Linked DNA regions of Mus musculus: region 1 is linked to region 2. A link is a loop called in an ENCODE intact Hi-C map of the cell type or tissue named here. Cell type or tissue: left cerebral cortex. All regions are shown on one strand. Each heading gives the region's core, and the rest is flanking DNA. Links, peaks and the distances in the headings are about the cores only. Region 1 holds the start of Cdyl2 (chromodomain protein, Y chromosome-like 2). Region 2 has its middle 5.4 kb from the start of Gm51553.

Region 1 (9,890 bases), core at 615-8,614, 140 kb before region 2:
AGATTAGCATGGGAGCGCTAAGCCCAGTGTGGGTTGTTCCGCCCCCACGGGGGAAGATATCTGGTTATATTTGAAAGCAGGTCATCACTCCTAGCCCACGTAAAATATGGCTTATTGATTAAAAGTTGTAATAAGCCATTTTATGTATACTCGATTATAATATTTAATTAAAGAAATACTACAATGGAGGCTAAGATGTCTTTTATTGTTTCTTTTAAGGTCAGTAACTGCACAAAAGAAGAAAGAAAGTTTGATGCTGTTCGAGCTGTAGGAGGCAGTCTGCCATGTCTCTGCTTCAGTTCCTGCCTCGAGGTTCCTGTTTGGAGATCCTGCACTGGCTTCTCTCAGTGATGGACTGTGTAAGGTGGAAGTGTGTTTTTGTTCACAGAAGTAGATTTGGCCAGGGAATTGAGCTCAGCAACAGATACAGAACTAGGGCATGATATTACCACCACCAAAAGACCATAAGCTGGAGAAGAAACGTATGTAACTCTCAGCATCAGAATACCAAAGGTGGCTCACTGTGCTTTCTGTCTCCTGGACCCAGTCTTCCAATCGCTGTGAGTGAACATGTGACGAGCAGGGAAGAGACAATTGGTTGACAATTGGTTACCTCATGCTGTGCCACAGACGATGTGTTCCCGACACCCAACCATCTTGGCAAACGGCTGACTAAACTCCAGGGATGGCAAACTCTAATACCTTCTGGATTCAGATTTATTGTGTCAACATGTTAGAGAAATGGATGCTCCCGTATAAGGATCACTGTAGGAAGAGACAAGCTAAAGATCTTCTGCTCCATCCTGCTTTCGTACCTAACAATGAGGCAAGGCACACACACACACACACACACACACACACACACACACACTCAGGGGCCCTAGAACTGTCTAACAAACCACTTCTGGTGGCCCACATGTTGACTCGCACATCTGGGGGTGGGGGAATTACATTTTATAACCAGCCATATACGGCTTTAAGAAAATAGTTTTCAACCTGTAGCTTTCAACCCTTTGGGGGGGTCGAATGACCCTTTCACGAGGATTGCCTATCAGATATCCTTCATATCAGGTAAAGATCTGATTCGTAACAGTGGCAAAAAGTACAGTTATGAAGTAGCAACAAAAACAATTTTATGGTTGGTGTCGCCACAACATGAGCTTCATTAAAGACTTGTAGCATTGAGAAGGTTGAAAACCACTGATGTAAGGCATCAATCCATATTTGAAATCCTCCTCATATACATAACTAGAACGCATCAGAGAAGGTGAGGGCTCTGCTATCAGGGAAATAAAACCGGGCGGTCCATCAAATCCAAATTCCAGGACCTCCTTTAGACCCAGGTTTCCTTGCCAAGACTGAAGGTCATGTAAGCAAAGCTCATTTTGGTGTCTTTAAAATCAGCACCTGACTTCTTAACAAAGCTCTCTGGGGAAGGGTTGCTTTTTATAACAGGTGTCTAAAATCACCAAAGAGTCGGTGAATCTCTGACATCCAAACATCATCCCCATCATAAACCGTCGAAAGTAATGTCATCGGGCACCCAGGTGGAATACAGGTCACAAAGATTATCACTCCTAGCCTACTTAAACACAGCTTATTGGTTAAAGGTTATGATAAGCGATTCTGTGTACATCCAAGTATGTTTAATTAAGGAAATACCATCATATAAAAAGAGATGTCTTTTTTTTATTTCTTTTAAGGTTAGTAACAGCACTGAATATGCCCAGATCTATTTATTTTTAATCAATGGGCTATTTTTAATGCATATGGCAATTTGACAGTTAGAAAAAAAAATATGGACTGAGGCACACCTGGCGCTTCTTGTTTTTAAGTTAAACTCTAACAACCAATTGAGTCCCTCGGTGTATGTTATGTAATGGAGGCATGGGCTATAAAAATGTTGACGTTGGTTATATTCTCATAATACAGTTTAGCCCTTCTAGTAATGGCTGTGCAAATAATCAGCCACAGGAAAACCATTTTAGATCTCACACAATTACCTACCACCACAGAAGTAATTGTTATTATTGTCCTGCTTATTGAACTTCAATAAGCACTTTTGAGTTGCTGAGATAGTTCAAGGCCATTGCGGAAACTCCCATCTTCATCTGGGGACTGTAATTACCAAGGTTAAGAATGGCAGTTTCAGGTGAACATTAAACAAGAAATTATCCCCAGGAGGTTTGTAAGTTTCAGACTTTAAATGGGGACGCACTGACGTCTTCCTGTGATGTCCACTTCATGTCTTCAACAAGGCCACTTGTCACCCAAGCAATGTCAGCTGCTCTGAGACAACTCACCATCAGTGAGAAAAATCCCATGACCTCAACAAGATTGGCTTTGTTCCTAAATGGCATCCACTTTCTGCCAGGGTCCAGGGGACTTGGTCAAAGGTTTTCGTTTCACTATGTTTTAACTTTTTGGTTTCAGAGACTGCTCTGCCATCTTGGGGAAAGATGGATGAGTTTGGGTGGCCCGGAGTACTACATCCTGTCAGTTTCTCATCAATTTCCTCTCCCTCCCTGGCTTCTCCATCAGCACAAAGAGAAGGAAGGCCATAGGATAAAGAAGAGGGCAACTTATATCATTTTTTAAAAACGTGGGCCCCACCTGAGCCTGATGGCTTGTCACCCATCACCGGGCCCCACCAAGCTCAGAATCACCCAGAAAGCTCTGGATACATAGGAAGCTGAGATGCCTACCTGCCTGTCCTCCACTCTCCACTCACACCAGTCAGTAAACCTTCTTCCTGAGAAGCCTGGGCTTCCAGGAAGACCCCGGGAACAAAGCTTACAGTTGATGAACTACGACTGCAGTCTCTTAACCCAAAATGCTAACTCGACCTGTTCCACGACTGCATGGAAATTTAGACAACCTTCGGAATGACAGCCAACCGTAGTGGCTGGTTCATACTGGAGGAAAGGGGTGGGAAACTCAACCTGACCCGTGTGACACTGGTTTCTTGCAGTATCTGCAGGCCTCCTGGGAGAAGGTGGCCAGGCCCTTTGGCTTCTTTATTCAGACCCTTTTCGTGAGAACAAACACCTCTTGAAGGGCATACTCCCCCTGGGATCAGTGGTGGCTTCTTATTTGTCCAGGAGTCCAAATCCCACTCAAGAACTGTTGTGGTCCCGAGGCCAGCTAAGCCCTCTCTCCCCAGGGACCGTGGGTATTTCTTGTCCAAAAGATGACAGATGGACGCCTTCTTTCAACATTTTGAACCGATTTCAAAATATCCAGTGCCCACTACTACCTGTGTGACCTTAGAGACAAGTATGACCCCCTTAGTGTGCCAGTGGAGTTCTGGGAACTGGATTCACACCCATGTCCTCTGACAAGTCTGACCACCCACATACAAGTTTCAGGCCAGCTTCCCTTCCACCTGGAGGGTCCCTCTGCAGCCCCTCTTTCACCCTAGGAAGCATGACACCAGCAGAGGCGACCAACCCCCAAGCCCTTGCCAGGAGAGCTTCAGAGTCCAGAGAAGGGGGACACTAGGCAGCAGGTGGGGGGAGGGGGCAGGCACTCAGTGGCCCCTGTGGAACTGCAAGAGTGGTGTCCCCAGGGCACCCCCTCCCCCGTGCCCCAACACTCTTGTCCTTTTCATTCCCCTTCCTAGGAACCTGGCTCCGCTTTGATCACCCACCCAACCCACACCCGCGCACCCCCGGGGGCTCAAGACCCCTAAATTGGGCCGTCCGCAGCGCGGGCCCCCCCGCATTCCCTCGCACGCCCGGCGACTTTTTTTTTCTTTTTCCTTAATTTTTTTTTTAACCTGTACTTTTTTTTTCCACACTCGGGGCGGCTCGTCGGGGCTGAGCAAGCACCTCCCCGGGACCGCTACCTTCCCTCCCTCCGCCCCGGCTCCGCCCGGCTTCCTCCTTCCCCTCTCCAAGGCCGCAAAGTAGATGGAGTAAGAGAGTGTGTGCGCGAGAGAAAGAGAAAGAGGGAGCGGGCGCCGCGGGAGGCGGCGGCGGGAGGCGCGCCCGGCCCCCGCCACCCTCCGGTCCCCGCCGCCACCCTCGGGTCCGCCGCCACCCTCGAGTCCCCCAGCCGCCCTCCAATCCCCGGCGCCACCACCCGCGGGCTCAGGACTACGCTCACACCAGCTCGGCCAGGCCCGGTTCCCCGGCGCCGCCCGCGCCCCGGCTTCTCCGTACCTCGTAAAGGTCCCCAGAAGCCATGCCAGGCTGCGGAACTTGGCTCGCCGGGTGTGCGCGTCTTGCTCGCTCGCGCGCTCCCGTGCGTGTGCGCGCGGGGGGCCCGGGTTGCGCGCGCGCGTGAGCGCGTGTGTGCGTGCGTGTGTATAAGTGTGTGGTGTATGTGTGTGTGTTTGCGTGCGCGCGCGCGCGCGTGTCTGTGTGTGAGTGTGTGTGAGAGTGTGTGCGCGCGAGTGTGTGCGGCGTGTTGAGTAAACTGTGTTTTTGCAGAATGACAGGCTTGGGGGCCGCCTGTGCGCAGAATCGGAGCGGGCGGCGGCGGGGCTGGCGTAACCGGCGGCGGCCGCGGCAATCGCGGCGACACGCGAGCGCGGGCAGGGGCGACCGACGGCTGCGCAGCGCGCCCTGAGCCTCGGACGCGGCCCCCTGAGCGCCCGGGCCCCCGTGTCCCGAGGCCGGTGACTGTAGCGCTCGGCTCGCCCCGGCGCCGCCTGCAGGAAGCCGCCCCGCGCCCGCCGCCCGCCCGGACGCTGCTGCCACTGGGCGAGTCCCCGCCTCCCGGGAGCCCGGCCCGGCCCCCGGGGCGGAGGGGGCGGCGGCCACCGAGGGCCGAGCCCGGGTACCGCTCCCGAGCCCGGCCGCGCGCGCAGCCGCGAGGCCCCCAGAGTACCCGGCCAGGTGCCCACCCGGAATGACCTGCCCGGGCTGCGAAGGGGCGGCCAAGAGGCAGGTATCAACCTGCAGGTCTCAGGCAAGGGAGCCCCTCTTCAGTCCTGCTTCTAGCTCCAGAGTACCCCACTCTTCTCCTTCCCGGGGAGGGGACTGGGCACGTTCTTAGGAAAACTGGCCCCTCGGAGCTGAGGGGCCCCCTTGCTTCCAGGATGAGTTTTCAAGGAGAGGAGAGAGGAAGTGGCTGGTCCACAGGCTCCAAGGAGAGCCAGGACAGTGGCAGTCACCACTAAACCCTGCGAAGTGTTTTAGAGCCAGACATGGCCTCCCCTGGAAGCTCTCTTGCCTCACTATCCAATCAGTTAATCAACAAACATTTCCCAAAGTCCACCCAACTACAAGTGTCTGCAGCCACCAGTGAGACCCTGCCCACACTGGACTTTGAATCCCAGAGGGAAGAGGAGATGCGCATTAGGGAAGAGAGGAAGGGTTCCTTCAATGTCTCAACAGGAGTTCCCTCTACTGCTGGGCTACAGAGGTAGAGTTACCTCTTTCTAAAAAGTTATCTCCTCCTAAAAGCATCCTGTATGTATGGTCACCTTTGTACCTAAAGGCTTCTCTTTTTAAAATAGTACAACTCTCTCAGAATCCCGGGGTGAGTGTTCTGACATTGGAGAAGGACACAAGGGACTCAGGCTCCAAATGTCTGTCCACCTCGTCATTTTTTTTTCAATTTTTTTACATTCAAATATGTAATGAATATGAACCATATCCTCCTTTGGTCGTTTGCTGTTTGCAGCACGGTGGGCAGATCACCTGCTCTCCTTTCCAAATGGGTGGCCATATACAAGCAGCACCGTGGAGGATCCAGGTACCCGTGGTGATGTGGCCTGTCCATCCCCCAGGGAACTCAGTAAAGCTAAGTTGTATCTTAATCTAACCCCTGGCCTCTCCTGCTGCAGAGGGGCACGACAAGGACTTATCTGACTGCCACAAACTTTTACCACAGTGGCTGGTGGAGACTGATCCAGAACCGAGTGAGTGATTCTTGTTGGACTATGTCAAAACGACAAATTGTGTCTCCAGCTTCAAGCGAGAATCCAGCATTAAGAGAGTGAGGAGAAAATGGTGGCGGCATGAAAAGAAACAGAAATGTCAGGTTTACAAACGGTAGGAATTGGCACAGCCCTAGGGCTCATTCTCTCTTTGTAACTGGTATTTTCCTCCATGACCACTCTTCTAAATGATACGACTAATAATAAGTACCTCTCAGTCCATAGGTGGCAAAACAAACCTGCACAAGCCTCGGTTCGAGCAGTTATGCTCCCATCATCTGAGAATGGGATTCGGACGGGGAGGGAAGGAAAGGAACTGGGTTTGACATAGTATGCTAAGTCCAATTTAAAAACATGATCAGTACTTGGGGCTAGGAGGAGGGGCATATTCTAAACTTGGTTGTTCTGATCAAATTTTCCCTGGGAATGGGAACAAGATATGAAAATCCCTACTTTAGACTGGTTTGCGAGACTTAGGGACGTGGGTATTTGCTGAGGAACAGCACGCTCGGGATGTTTTATTGAGATCGAACAAGAAGCTTGGTAAGTCACAGGGAAGGAATTTGAGGATGGAAGGAAGGTAGGGAGCAGGCAGTTCTGTGGAAGGAGAAATAGAAGATCCCAAAGTGATCTTGGATGGTGAGTGCCAGTTAGGTTAGCTCGTGGAGGGTCTTGAACACCTAGTCAAGAAGTTTGCCACCTAACGGGGCCGGGAGCCAAAAGGAACCAAAAAGAATCAGAGCATCTGGAAACAAGAGGGAAGCCTACAAGAACCATGAGAGCTCTAACAAGTTGTTTGAACTGAGAGAAAAGGAGACCAGTTGCAGTGGCCCTCGAAAGGAGAGGCCAAATGAAGATGTAAAACTGGACCAGCCAGATGCCCCCAGGGAAGAAGTCGCTAACTCTCTCTAAGGCTGCTTGCTCCACCTACTTCCAGCAAGCATTTGCTCCAGACCAACAGGACCTGGTGACTAACAGGATGTGTGAGAAGCAAGGGCTGGGGGAGGGGTGAGCAGCTAAGGGAAGAAAGGATACACAGATGACTAAGGGTTGGAGCTGTGGCCCAACCACCCACCCACCCATCACTACGCTATTTTAATTTTGAGTTTATTTCCCCGGACCAAGCTGGCTTCCAGGAAAGACAGATGCTTCCTGAGGCTAAAGCGGGGAGGGGTCTTTGGACAGTGCTGTTCCAGATTCTTTCAGACGACACGAGGAAAGTGCAAGACTGCCACCACCTCCCACGGGCTAGGGTAGACCCTTCCGACTAACCAACCGCACGCTGCTCAAGGACTCATGAGAGAAAACTCCGTGACACCCACTTACAGGAAGAGCCCTCTTGACTTGACGGTGCAGACTCTGAAAGGATGGAGTCACTTTCGAGACTGTATGGCATCAAGGTTGCATGGGATAGGAGTGGCCTATCTCCACTCTCCAACACTTTCTGCGGGCTGTGTTTCCTTGATGAAAATACGTACTCTGCTGGCCCCCTGGCAGCTCCCCTCTCCACCCAGGGTATTTATAAATCCCAGGGAACATCTCTGATTGGCCCATAACCTGGTTCTTAGTGTGTTTGGCCCAGTCAATAATCACTAATGGTACACTACGATTGGCCAGACGTAAGTCACAAGACCGCCTGAGAGATAGACGGGTGTAATGATCAGCCGTTTAATCATAAGTTACACGGTTGGAAGTGGGGATGAGTGCAAAGGAATGTCAGAGATACAGGAAGAAGATGGATGGAGAGGCTGGCGCCCTCTACGCTGGGACAGAAGGCAAAGTTGGGAGTGAAGGAGCCAGCTGCCCAGCTTAATCTTACAATAAAACAAAACCAGCCAGTTTACCAGCCAAGGAGAGATTAGACCCACTGCCCTGACTGAAGACATATTGTCTTCCCAGGGCAAAGTGTCATGTTGCCCTCTGGTGCTGTACAGTGGTTGGGCATGGGGAGTTACAGAAAGCACACTGGCTTTCTGACTCTTAGATCATCACTATTTACTGGGTTTCTGATGTAAGGCTCATCATCTCTGTATCCTTCCATAGCTAGAAGTACCCTGTATGTAAATGACCTTCCCGGTATACTGAATTCCACACCCCCAACTCTAATGGCTCAATACAAGATGCCAAAAGGCTGCTAGTTCCCTGTTGAAAATAAGCTTTCTGTTTGTCACCTGGCAGTTTTCCCTCCCCTCACAGGGCATTTGTTTGGTGCATTCTGGCTCGGGGTCTCTGGGGAGATTCAAGTCAAAAAGTTTGGTAGATCTGCCATTCTGGAGGCTTAAATGGGTCTGGAAGACCTGACTCCAAGATGACCTTCCACGTGGATGCTGGCAGGAAGCTGTTCAACTGCCCTGGCATCATCCTTATCTTTATCCCTGTAATAAATCCGTGTTAATTGTCAACGTGACAGAATTCAGAATCACCTGGAAGATGGGCCTCTGATTACGCCTACGGGTAATAATCTTGACTGTGTTCACTGATACAGAGAGACCCGTTTTAATTGTGGACAGTTCCATTCCCTGGGCAAGGGATGCTGGGGTGTATAAAATGTCCAAAGCAAGCTAAGTAATAACATGCACGCGTTGCTTTGTCTCTTCTGATTAGGGATGCAATGTAAGCATCTGATTCGAGCTGTTGTTGTCTTGACTTTGCCCCCATGGTGGACTGTTTCTTGAGCTTGGAGCTAAAATAAACTTTTCCTCCCCTTAACTTGATGTTGTTTTTGTCATGGCAACCAAAAACAAACAAACAAATCCAGCACAGCATTCAGAGCATGGGACAGTTGCTCATGCGACGTCCCTGCCACTGCTCGGCGGATTACCTGACGTCGCTATGGCATGCCTGGTGTGGCCAGCCTAAGCAACTGGACATATCTCTGGTGATAGGTCCAGTTACCTCAAAGATGAGGAAACTGAGAGCTGCTGGACAGTGATGGAGTGCAGAGAGTAAGATCCCAGGCTTTGGAGATCTTGCCATGGTCACCAACGCTGCCCTGTCCATCAGAGCTTGTTCTTTGGAACTTGGTCGCCAAGTCAAGTCAAATTCAAGAGAAAGAAAGGAGACTCTACCTTTTAAAGGGGGACTATAAAAACAACAACAACAACCTCCAGATTAAAAAAAAAATTATCACATTTGTAAAATTGACAGATAGTCCATTGATATGTTTTGAGAATTAAATGCGCTGCTATTCACAAAGTGCCCGCCACTAATAAGAGTTGGAATGGTGCCCATTATATTACTGTGACAACTACTGTTAACTAATTTCAAGCTTGAAATACGTCTCAGAAATGTCCATAAAGGTTCAGAATTCCTAAAACAAAAAAGGGGGCGGGGCAGTAAATCAGATTTCAAAGTAAACACTATTTTCCATATCTGAAGAAACACCTACTGCTAATTAAACTTGATTTCCAGTATTAACTTTAAAAGACTCCACAATGACAAGGATGGATGAAGTGAATTCAGTCTTAGTCCATAGCTACACTATGCTAGGCATGATTAATGCTAAACAACAATCATAAAAACGCCCTGCCCTTGTGGTGGTTGGCATACAATGAAAACAACTGACAATAACAAACCACTTAAAAAACAATAAGCCAAAAAAGAAAAAAAAATAGGGCTAATGTGCTCTTATTTCAAGTAGGAATGAGAACTTGAAGACCAGGAAAGCTAGGTAAAGAGAAAGACAGGAGTCAAGATGGCTGTGCAGGGACAAAGCACCACAGGTGTTTATACCATGCCTGGAAAAGACCTCTCTAAGATCGTGGCGTGTGAGCAGAAAGCCAAACCACGTGAGAAACAGATCAAAGAAAAGGGCAAGGCATGGCACGAGGAAGGAGAACAATGGAGGAAGGTGAACAAATGAAGCGACAGGACCTGGACCCTGAAGTAAAGAATGTAATTCTGAGCATGTGTGAGGTGCTAGGGGTGGGGCTATGGGAGACACCGGCCATCAACAATGAAGAAATATGGCTAATGTTTGGGAAATGAAGAAAGCAGAGAAATT
Region 2 (9,890 bases), core at 1,256-9,255:
TTTCTTCTCCGTAGTGAGATTTTTGGTTTTCTCCAGTGTGAAGTTTATTGCATCTTTTGATTTTTCTTCACACAAGTGCGTTGCCTCCCCAAAGGTGGTGACTGGCTGCCTGGGATTGATGGAGCCGAGGCCGGAGGGAACAGCAGAGGAGGAGGCTTGGCAGGGGAGGGAGCCCGGGCTCCGGAGAGGCAGGAACCTGTCCAGGAGGCTGCTGGCCGCAGGCTGACCTACTTTCTCGGTCGGGTTTGCAGCCAGCGCTACCGCGCAGCCTGAAGCGGAGCAGAAGCCGCGGAGGGAGCCAGGCGGGCTGCGCGCCAGGTTTTTCTGCGGGCGCCAAGGGCTGTGGGCTCCTTCCAACCCGCTTGCTTCCTGGCGGGACATCCCCTGCAGATGGAGGCCAGGCTTCGAGAAAGAGGACCAACCGTCTTCCTCCCGCCTACTGCGGTAGCCCCACGGACCTCTCCTTTCACCTTGGAGAAGACTAGACCCTCGCGGAGACTCTGGGGCCCTGACCTCTTCAGTCCAGGTCCCCTCTGATTTCCATGGCCTAGGGACATCCTCATGGCCACAGCACAAGCCCAGGTCCTTCCGGGTCCGGGTGGCTCAGAGCACCTGCTAGAAGACTAGGAAGCTGCTGGATTTGTCCCAAAGGTTCTGGCTCTTTCCAGCCCTTGTCCTTGGACGAATCAGTGACACCTGGGAGTCTCTGTTTGTTTCTTCCTTCCTTCCTTCCTTTCTTTCTTTTTTTTTTTTTTTTTTTTTTGTTATTTCGTGGCAGGGTTTCTCTGTGTAGCCCTGGCTGTCCTGGAACTCACTTTGTAGACCAGGCTGGCCTCGAACTCAGAAATCCACCTGCCTCTGCCTCACGAGTGCCGGGGTTAAAGGCGTGCACCACCATGCACGGCTTCTTTCTTTCTTTTTAATGAAGATGCTATCTTCACCTCAGCCTCACGGTGGAGATGTTAGAGAAAGCAACACGTGTGTGAGTGCCTGACAGTCCACTGCAATTGGGGTGTGCCTGGTGAAAAATGGAGGTTCGGAAGAAGTTCCCTGGTGGGGCTCCTCTGGTCCCTGCAGGCCAGGCTTTTCATGATGGACAGCTGGTCTCCAGTGTTTATGTCATCCTAGACAGAGTCCTGAGGGAACGCCTCCTTCCTGCAGTATTCCTTATGAGATACTTTGGCCTCCTGTCCAGTGCCTAAAGATGTATGTTGTGGGTTATTGGTATCGAAATAAAAAAATAAGAGGCCAGCTGGCCTGACAACCTGAGTTCCAACACCTTTAAGGTGCCTAGCATGGAATGTGCCCATAAGAAAGAAAGGTTGGTCACAAATGGGTGAAAGGCAGAGAAGGGACCATACAGGAAGAGTGGGTAGTGGCCATCCACACACCGCACAGGGCAGTGGATGCTGGTCTGGGTTTTCTTGGCAAGATGACACATTTAATGTTTGAGAGCTGAACCTAGTGTTCCATGGATGGTTTCCTAGAGCTCCGTGAACCTCCCCAAAGAGTATGTGTGATAGAACACATTTCTGAAGAATAGTGCCCGTACCTTCACTGAGATTTCCAGAGGGACTCATTGTGCCAAAGGCTGAAAGCTGTTAACAGCATGATTTCAAGTAAGCCTGGGAAGTCTTAGTATATCCCAGCATCAGTGCCAGGACACTAGCCTCTGGTTATATGGTTTCCCATCTGGCTTGCCTCTAGGAAGAGAACACAGGAAGCTGTTTATAAGGGTCACTCGGGCCTCGTGAGAGCTGTATTTCTCACTGCAAAGAGAAAGAGAGGTAGAGACAGAGATGGAGACAGAAACAGAGTCAGAAACGAAGACAGAGAGAAACAGAGACAGAGAGAAACAAAGACAGAGAGGGATAGAGAGAGACAGAGTCAGAGACAGAGAGAGACAGAGTCAGAGAGAGACAGAGACAGAGTCAGAAATGGAGACAGAGAGAGAAAGGGAGAGAGACAGAGACATACAGAGAGAGACAAAGTCAGAAACGGAGACAGAGAGAGACAGGGAGAGAAACAGAGAGACAAAGAGACAGAGATAGACAGAGAGGGGGGGCAGAGAGAGAGAGAGAGAGAGGGAGAGGGAGAGGGAGAGGGAGATGGAGATGGAGATGGAGATGGAGATGGAGATGGAGATGGAGATGGAGATGGAGATGGAGACCCAGAGGAAAGAAACTACATAACCCTAGGTAAAGAGCAGCAAAACCCGGGGTAATAACTAACCATCTAAGTGTGTGTTCTGGGGTGTTCCTGTAAGGTAGAAAAGCTATGTTCTCAGGGACTCGAGATTTATTGAGATAAAATTACTTCATTCCCATGTCTGCCTTCCCTCCAATACAGTGAGCTCTTCACACTGATACCAAGCACTGCAAACGCCATCTGTTCCAGTAACTGTGGGGTATTGGGATACAATCTAGATGCCCCCTCCCATGATCCTGGCAAGAACCCCGCCTCCACACCCGACCACATCAAGTGAATACAAAATCAACTTCTTGGAAGACCCCTCTGGACAGAGAGGTTAGGCATAGAAGTACTAGCCACATCAGATCCACCTAACGTCTTCCTCCATCATTGCAAATGATGATGACAACATAGGAGTGAACAGAGACTCGAGTCACAGAAGCTGGAAGAGGTAAGGGGTGAACAGCGGGGTCTCCAGACCCTTGTCAAGTTCTTCTCCACATTCTGTGAACATCCGTCATCACATCCTCGGCAGATAGACTCCATCAGTGTGACAGAGTATAATAGACATAACCTCTGCCTTGAATTGCGTTTTTTCCATACATTAGAACTCTATACTAAAAACTACTGGAACGGTGTTAGCAAGGCACTTAGAGCGAAGCTAAAGACCTGAGATCCACCTCAGAGCCTCAAATAGTGGGAGGAGAAAACCAATTCACACAGAGAGAAACCTACACACAGAGAGAGACATATACAAAATAAATAAATATAACTGTATTTTGTTGTTAATTTTATTTTATTAGACAAGACGTGTATGGGCGTCTTGTCTGCTTTGATGGACACCACATGTGCGCAGTACCGGACATGGCCAGAAGGGGGCGTCGGAGATCCTGGAACTGCAAACAGTTGTGCCTGCCGATTCAACCCAGATGTTCCATAAGAATACAAAGTGCTCTTAACCACCAAGCTAAACTAGTTATCTCTTCAACCCCTAGATTTGCTTGAAAGCTTATTTCTTGCACTTAAGTTAGCTGCTGAGGTAGGTATGTTCAGCATGGCTCCAGGAGCCTCTTACTCCGAGACTCAGATAGAAGGAAGGTAGAAGGAACAGCCACACTGTGGCTTACTAATCTTGTAAAACAGGATAAGGCAGAAGACAGGATAGCAAGAGACAGTCAGAGCTTGACTCTGCAGGGAAAGCAAGAGACAGACAGCCCAGCTCTGCAAGCTCACGGAAGATTCTGCTCGGGCTCTGAGTAAACCATACCCACTGAAATGCCATTGGCCCAGATATACAGATGGACGGTCCACCTACTGGAATTACTCCTGAAAGAAATTGTTTCTGCTTCCGGGAGTATTCTGCAATGGCTCCAGGAAGCCACAGGACAAAGTGGGAGAGAAAAAAAGGAGGGAGGAGGGAGAAGAGAGGAGCAGACAATGGCATTGCAGATTACACCGAGACACAAACAGCACGTGGCAAAGACTCCATATCCTCAAGAAGTCTAGCCAGCGGGACTGGTGGAGGGAGAACAGAGGAAACTCCTAGATCCTGGAACAGAGTCCTGGCTGCGGACAGGGTGGGTTCTACTGGCAAAAACAAGATCTTGAGCACTAGAGATTTCAACATCTGGGGCCCAACTGGGGATCTAAGGATCCATCCGAACGCAAGGACCCCAGTCGGTGCATGAGTGTATCGGGCACCGTTAAAGAGTAATTTCCCCCTGTGCTCTATTGTGCTACTTTCATAATTGTTATATTAAAGGAGGGGGAGGAGGGGGAGAAGGAGGAGGGGGAGGGGTGGAGGAGGAGGGGGGAGGAGCAGCTCCGAGGCTATTATTGTTTTTAAACCACATGCCCTTCCCGAAGCTCCGAACATGACCCAGCTACCAAAGGTGGCTGCTTTTCCCTGTCAGACCTGGGGGTAGGAAAGGTTTCCCTTTCAGATGAGGCAGTGAGGCGCCCATTTCAGTCGCAAATGGTCCTGCCCAGCACATTAGATTTCACTCCCCAGTAAAGACTTTCCTGGAATTTTCCACGCGCAGATTCTGCCTGGGGTTGAAGGAAGAGCAAGGCCACCATGAGTTCATTACCCAGGATATCCTGAATCTTTTCCGGGCCCACGGCAGATTAGGGAACAGGGACTTTTAAGTGTCCTGGCTGGCAGGGAACCTGTGGCCAGTCGGCCCTGTGGCTTTGTTAAACATCAGCCAGAAGTAAGAAGCGTGACTTGAGCCCTGGGCTTTTAGTTATGCAGACCTTTGACGTTTGGTCTTCTCTCATAGCTCTGCAACTTTGGGCAAATGATTTAACTCTTGGAGCCTCCATTTTCTCCTTTAAAAATGGGACAATAGGGTTGGAGATACAGCTCAGCTGCAGAATGCCTGCCTAGGAGGCACGAGGGCCCTAAATTCAGTCCCCTAGAATCAGCAAGAGAAAGAGAGGCGGGAGGGAGAGAAGGAGAAAGGGAAGGAGAGAAACACTGGGGTCTCCCACAGTGGGATGGGATTTTAGAATAAAATACAGACTTACATTGAGGACATTGACAGTTTTGATACTAAGTCGTAATAGGGAAAAAAGTTGACTCATGGATGAATGTTTGAGGTGTTCCCTCCCCCACTTAAAAAAAAAAAAGTTAACATTGATTACGCTTCTTTTCTCCCGCACATCATCCTCACTCCTGGAGTCTTACTGGGGAGATCAGACAATGATTGGAAGAACCAGAGAACTAAGAACAGGGATTTGCAATAGAATAAGCTAAACAGAATAGAAGTAAGAGGCTGGTGAAATGGCTCAGTGGTTAAGAGCACTGACTGCTCTTCCGAAGGTCCTGAGTTCAAATCCCAGCAAACACATGGTGGCTCACAATCATCCATAATGAGATCTGACGCCCTCTTCTGGTGAGTCTGAAATCAGCTACAGTGTACTTACATATAATAAATAAATAATTTAAAAAAAAAATAAAAGTAAGAAGAGCTTACCGGAGGGGGCATGGATACAGTGGGAGTGAGGGGTGGGGGAGTCTGGGAAAGTGGCAGGGGCAAGAAACAAGCTGATAGATTGAGGACAATTCCATAGGATGAGGAAAGCAAAATCAGAGAAGGAGACAGACTCAGTCATCTGCAGCTGCGAAGCAAGCTACCCCAAGACTAAAACAATGAGGATTTATTATCTCCGGCTTCCTGCAGATCAGGGACTTCAGAGAAGCTTAGCTCGGTTTCTGTGGCTCTAGGTGTCTTGTCCTTAGTCCTTAGGCTCAGGATGCCTTCCTGTGGGGCTGGAGGCCCTGGAGAGCTTGACTGACAGATCATCTCAGAAGGTGGCTCACCCAGGGCCTCATCTCTCACCACATGGGCTCTCTCTCCACCAGTGAGGGTTAGAGGAGAGGTATTAGTGAGGGCTGGACAGACCACTCGCTGGTTAAGAGCCACTGCCCTGCCGTGCTACCAATGAAGATCCAGTGGATCTGATGCCCTCTGCTGGACTGTGTGGGCACACATGTACATGTGCGTGCACTGGCAAGTAAAGATAAATCTTTGGAGGAAAAACAGGATGAGTGTTATTGAGTTCACCGCATACTGAAGGAGAAGGAAAATATCCTTCATTTTTGTTGGGGCAGACATAGTGGATGGATGGATGGATGGATGGATGGATGGATGGATGGATGGATGGTTGTACAGCATTTAAATCTCTTTGGGAATTTTAGGGAACATGGCTATAGGTTATAAATTTACTTCCCTTGAGTATTTTTAGGAGACCACATATAAAGCTCCGGATTGTATCTAGTTCCAGTCCTGCAGTTGTCCTGGCTGAGTTGTTGTGACCCTTAGATTGGTCTACCTCCAGCCCACGGATCCATCCTAGAAATATTAATAAGTTTCAATGTCACTGCTACAGATGAACGCACAAAAGGAGAGAACCCGGTACCTGGGAACTTGCAACAGAGGAGGAAGTGGCCAATCCTTCCTCCGCACTGAATGTGCTGTCAGAAACAAGGTAGAGAAAAGAAGTCCCCAGCAGGGTTGGGAGAGTGGTGTCCAGTCTGCCCAGGAACAACTCACTGTTAAAGTGACTGCCAGCTTGCTACCTTCACTCCACTCCTTCCTACATACACTGGCCCCTCTGCCCAGAATTCTCCTGCCTCCAACCTTCCCATCATTCGGATTTCTAACGACACAGTATCACAAAAGTGGTCCCTGAACACCCTCCTGGGGTTAGAAACTCATCCCTTCCATCACCTGTTTGGTGTTGCTTTTTTTAAACATTTTGTCTTTAATCCCAGGACTTGGGAGGCAGAGGCTACGTGGATCTCTGTGAGATCAAAACCAGCTTAGCCTGCAGAGTAATCTCTAGACTACTCGGGGCTACATTGTGAGACCCTGTCTCAAAAAGCAAAGCAAAACAAACAAATGAAAGAACCCAAGCTTTAACTTTTAAGATTATATTTATTTGCTGGTTGCTGTAATGCATGCCTTTAAAACCAGAACTCGGGAAGCAGGGGCAGGTGGATTTCTGAGTTCCAGACCAGCCTGGTCCAGGACAGCAAGAGCTATATAGTGAGATCCTGTTTCATATATGAGTGATATATAGATATAGATATAGATATAGTGAGATATATATATATATATATATATATATATATATATATATATATATTCAGAGGTGCATGTTGGGAGATCAGGAATTGGTTCTCTCCTTCCACCTTGTGGGTTCCAGGGATCACACTCAGGCTGTCAGGCTTGGCAGCAAGCACCTTTACCCACTGACCCATCTTGCCAATCCAAAGAAACCCCGTCGTTACTATTACAATTATTTGATATTGATATTGATATTCCGGTTGATTGACTGCTGATGCGCAGACAAGATGATCTGTACCTGAATCTCTGGAAGCTGGCACTAAACATGTCTATGTTTGGAAATCAGTGCTTGAAAACCAAGAGCAAAGAAAGGACCTTATGGGGTCATCCTGGATTGTCCAGGTGGATCTACATCCACAACAAGTGTCCTGCATGAGACAGAAAACGACAGGGACTGGAGAGATGGCTCAGTGGTTAAGAGCACTGACTGCTCTTCCAGAGGTCCTGAGTTCAATTCCCAGCAACCCCATGATGGCTCACAACCATCTGTAACAGGATCCCATGCCCTCTTCTGGTGTGTCTGAAGACAGTGAGAGTGTACTCACATATATAAATAAATAAATCATAAAAGAAAATAAAAACAGAAGAGGAAAAGACAGTGGGAAATGGAGGCAAAGGGGGCAGGCTTCTGGGGCTGGGGGGTGGGGGAGGAGTTGGAGGAGCCACCAGGAGCTGGGGAAACCAAAGAACCAAAGAACAGACTCTTTGGAGAGAATGGGCCTGCTAGTCTCTCATCAGACTTGTAGTCTCCAAAACGGAGAGAGAATAGACTCTACTGAGCAAAGCTACCTAGTTGGCGATCATTTGTTGCAGCAGATAGATACAAATGAACAGCAAGGGAAGAAAGACAAGCTGATCTTGGTCTCTCCAACAAGGTCTAGTTTCCTTTGTGCTCATGAGTCTCAGTGACTAACTCCTGTTAGTACTTACCTACTCCTTAGGGGTCTGGCCCCCAACGTCAAGTGCTGGAAACGTGGTCCACAGTGTGATAGTATTGAGAAGAGGCGAAGCTAGGTGGAATGAGCGTTGTTCGCAGGATTGATGCGGGTCTGGTGCGGGCAGGAGAGAGAGCTTGCTGTTACAGAAGAGTAGTTTGGAGACAGGAAGACGGCTCTGTGAGGAAAGGCTCCTGCAGGTAAGCCTGATGGTCTGGTTTCCATCTCCAGAACCGCAGATGAAAGATGTGTGAGCTCCTACAAGCTGCAATCTGACCTACATGTGAACATGGTTTGAGCTCAGACAGACAGACAGACAGACACACACACACACACACACGTAAAAATAAATGAGGAAGCTTGAGTATCTCTCTGACTTTCTGTCTTGCCAGGATCACTCCTCCTCACCCCCATTTTCATCTTCATCCCACCCGCCATGTTCAGAGGCCACCAAAGGAGCCCTCACCAGAGGCCAAACAGATGGGGCTGCCTAATTTGAGGCTTCATATATAACTTGAACAAACTTCTTTATTTTGCAAAGCACCTAGCTTCTAGTATTCTGTTACAGAAACAGAAAACAGACTAATACAGAGATAAACATTTAAGTTAAAAAAAAAAAAAAGGAATAATTACAAGGCAAAGTACCTTCAGCCTCAAGAGTATTTCCTTCTAGAAAAGCATAAATGGCCTGGGCTTAGGGCGGTACATTAGCACAGGCTTGCCCTCTTGCTTACAGTGTCTTGTCTGCTGCTTCCTAGGTCTGTCCCCATGGGGAAGCAGAGCTGCATGTAGCTCCAGCAAGCTGAGAAAGGAGGCTGAGAAGGACTAGTGGCTGGGCGGTGCTTGGGCTTTGTTTCTGCTGCTCTGACTTGGAAACCTACCGAGCTCTCTGTCTCTTGTCCTTGTGTGTGTTTGTATCTCCCCTTCTGCTCCTCCCTCTAGTGCTTATCTGTTTAAGGTTGCTAGGACTGCAGCAGCCTAGGCTCTGTCCTGACAGCTCTGGTCACACAGGCATTCTGGGATAGTCACTGAAGGGCTTTAACCAGCCCAAGTGTGACAAACACGGCAGACATGTTGATGGCAAGTTCTGCCTTTTACCCTTCTACCATATCCCCTCTGCCTTGGCCACTTCCTCCTCCTAAGGCTGATTACCAAGGTTCAGCTATCACAGCTTTGAAGTCCGGCAATCAAAAGCCCCCTTTGGCTCACCTAATTAACATGCCCAATTAAAATTTAACAGCTCATCCTAACACAAGATTTCCTCTTTTATCTTTATAAACTGCCATTCGCCTATGGGCCGTGTCTGTCTCATCTCTATCCAGAGGTAGTTCTTTGTCCATCCAGGGCAAATATCCCTTCTGCCTCCCTTGTTCCCTTCCCCTTCTCCCTCATCTTCTATCTCCTGTCTTTGTCTCTTAATACCCATCCCTCTGGAGCAAATCAATCTCTTTTGTGCTGAGAACTTGGTCTGGAGGGGGGGGGTGTGTGTGCCCACTTCAAGGTCCTTACATCACCTGTTAGGAAGGCCAAAAGAGGGCATCAGATAGCCCAGAACCGGAGCTATAAATGGCTGTGAGCCACCTTCTGAATGCTGGGAATTGAACCTGGGTCCTCTTCGAGAGCAACAAGTGCTTTAAACTGCTGAGCTGTCTCTCCAGCCCCCCACGTCTAGCTTTTTATGAAAATGCTGGGTATTTAAACTCTTCATGCTTCTTCATCAAGCACTTTGCCACTGAGCCATCTCTCCAATTCTTTTCAAACTCATTCTTACACTGTCCTAGGCATGGGACAAATCCCTAGAGTAAAGACCAACACCCACCCTACCCAAGACAGAACCCGATGTTGACTCCACCCACACATAGTCTGTTAAACTCCACCCACACATAGTCTGTTAAAAGGCCAACTCTCTTTTGTGGTTTTCAATGAAGGGCTGTAGTGCCCCCTGGAGGACATAGAGATGTGTGGCAACATTTGCTTGGGAACTTTCAAGGGGTATAGAGGGTGGACAGGTTAGGGGGTGGTGTCCAGCTCGAATATTGAATAGACTACAGTGGAGGAGCTGCCTGGCTTAAAAACTAGACAATAGGACTGGAGAGGTGGCTCAGTGGTTAAGAACACTGACTGCTGCTCT

The links. A loop is a pair of places that touch in the nucleus more often than their neighbours do. Peaks named below come from ENCODE experiments on the same cell type or tissue, not always from the same donor. Only the 100,000 strongest peaks of a DNase experiment are listed, where the experiment ranks them.
Region 1: a loop joins it to region 2, with 4 times the contacts of the local background. A loop is called at or near these places in 2 of 42 quality-filtered maps.

The regions. Positions count from the first base shown.
Region 1 is chr8:116,728,635-116,738,524 of GRCm38, forward strand. Cdyl2 (chromodomain protein, Y chromosome-like 2) reads right to left here and starts at 4,357. Exons shown (of 7, transcript NM_029441.3): 1 at 4,164-4,357. The coding sequence starts at 4,187. In left cerebral cortex, for the core only: no CTCF peak of the experiment used is centred there; DNase peaks (open chromatin) are centred at 2,858, 3,147, 3,397, 3,950 and 3 more places; H3K4me3 peaks cover 2,216 bases; H3K27ac peaks cover 1,453 bases.
Region 2 is chr8:116,863,255-116,873,144 of GRCm38, forward strand. No RefSeq gene overlaps it. Among named protein-coding and RNA genes, the nearest start is that of Gm51553, 5.4 kb to the right of the region's middle. In left cerebral cortex, for the core only: CTCF peaks have their summits at 3,061 (motif pointing right), 5,052 (motif pointing left) and 5,667 (motif pointing left); DNase peaks (open chromatin) are centred at 3,101, 3,430, 5,085 and 5,665.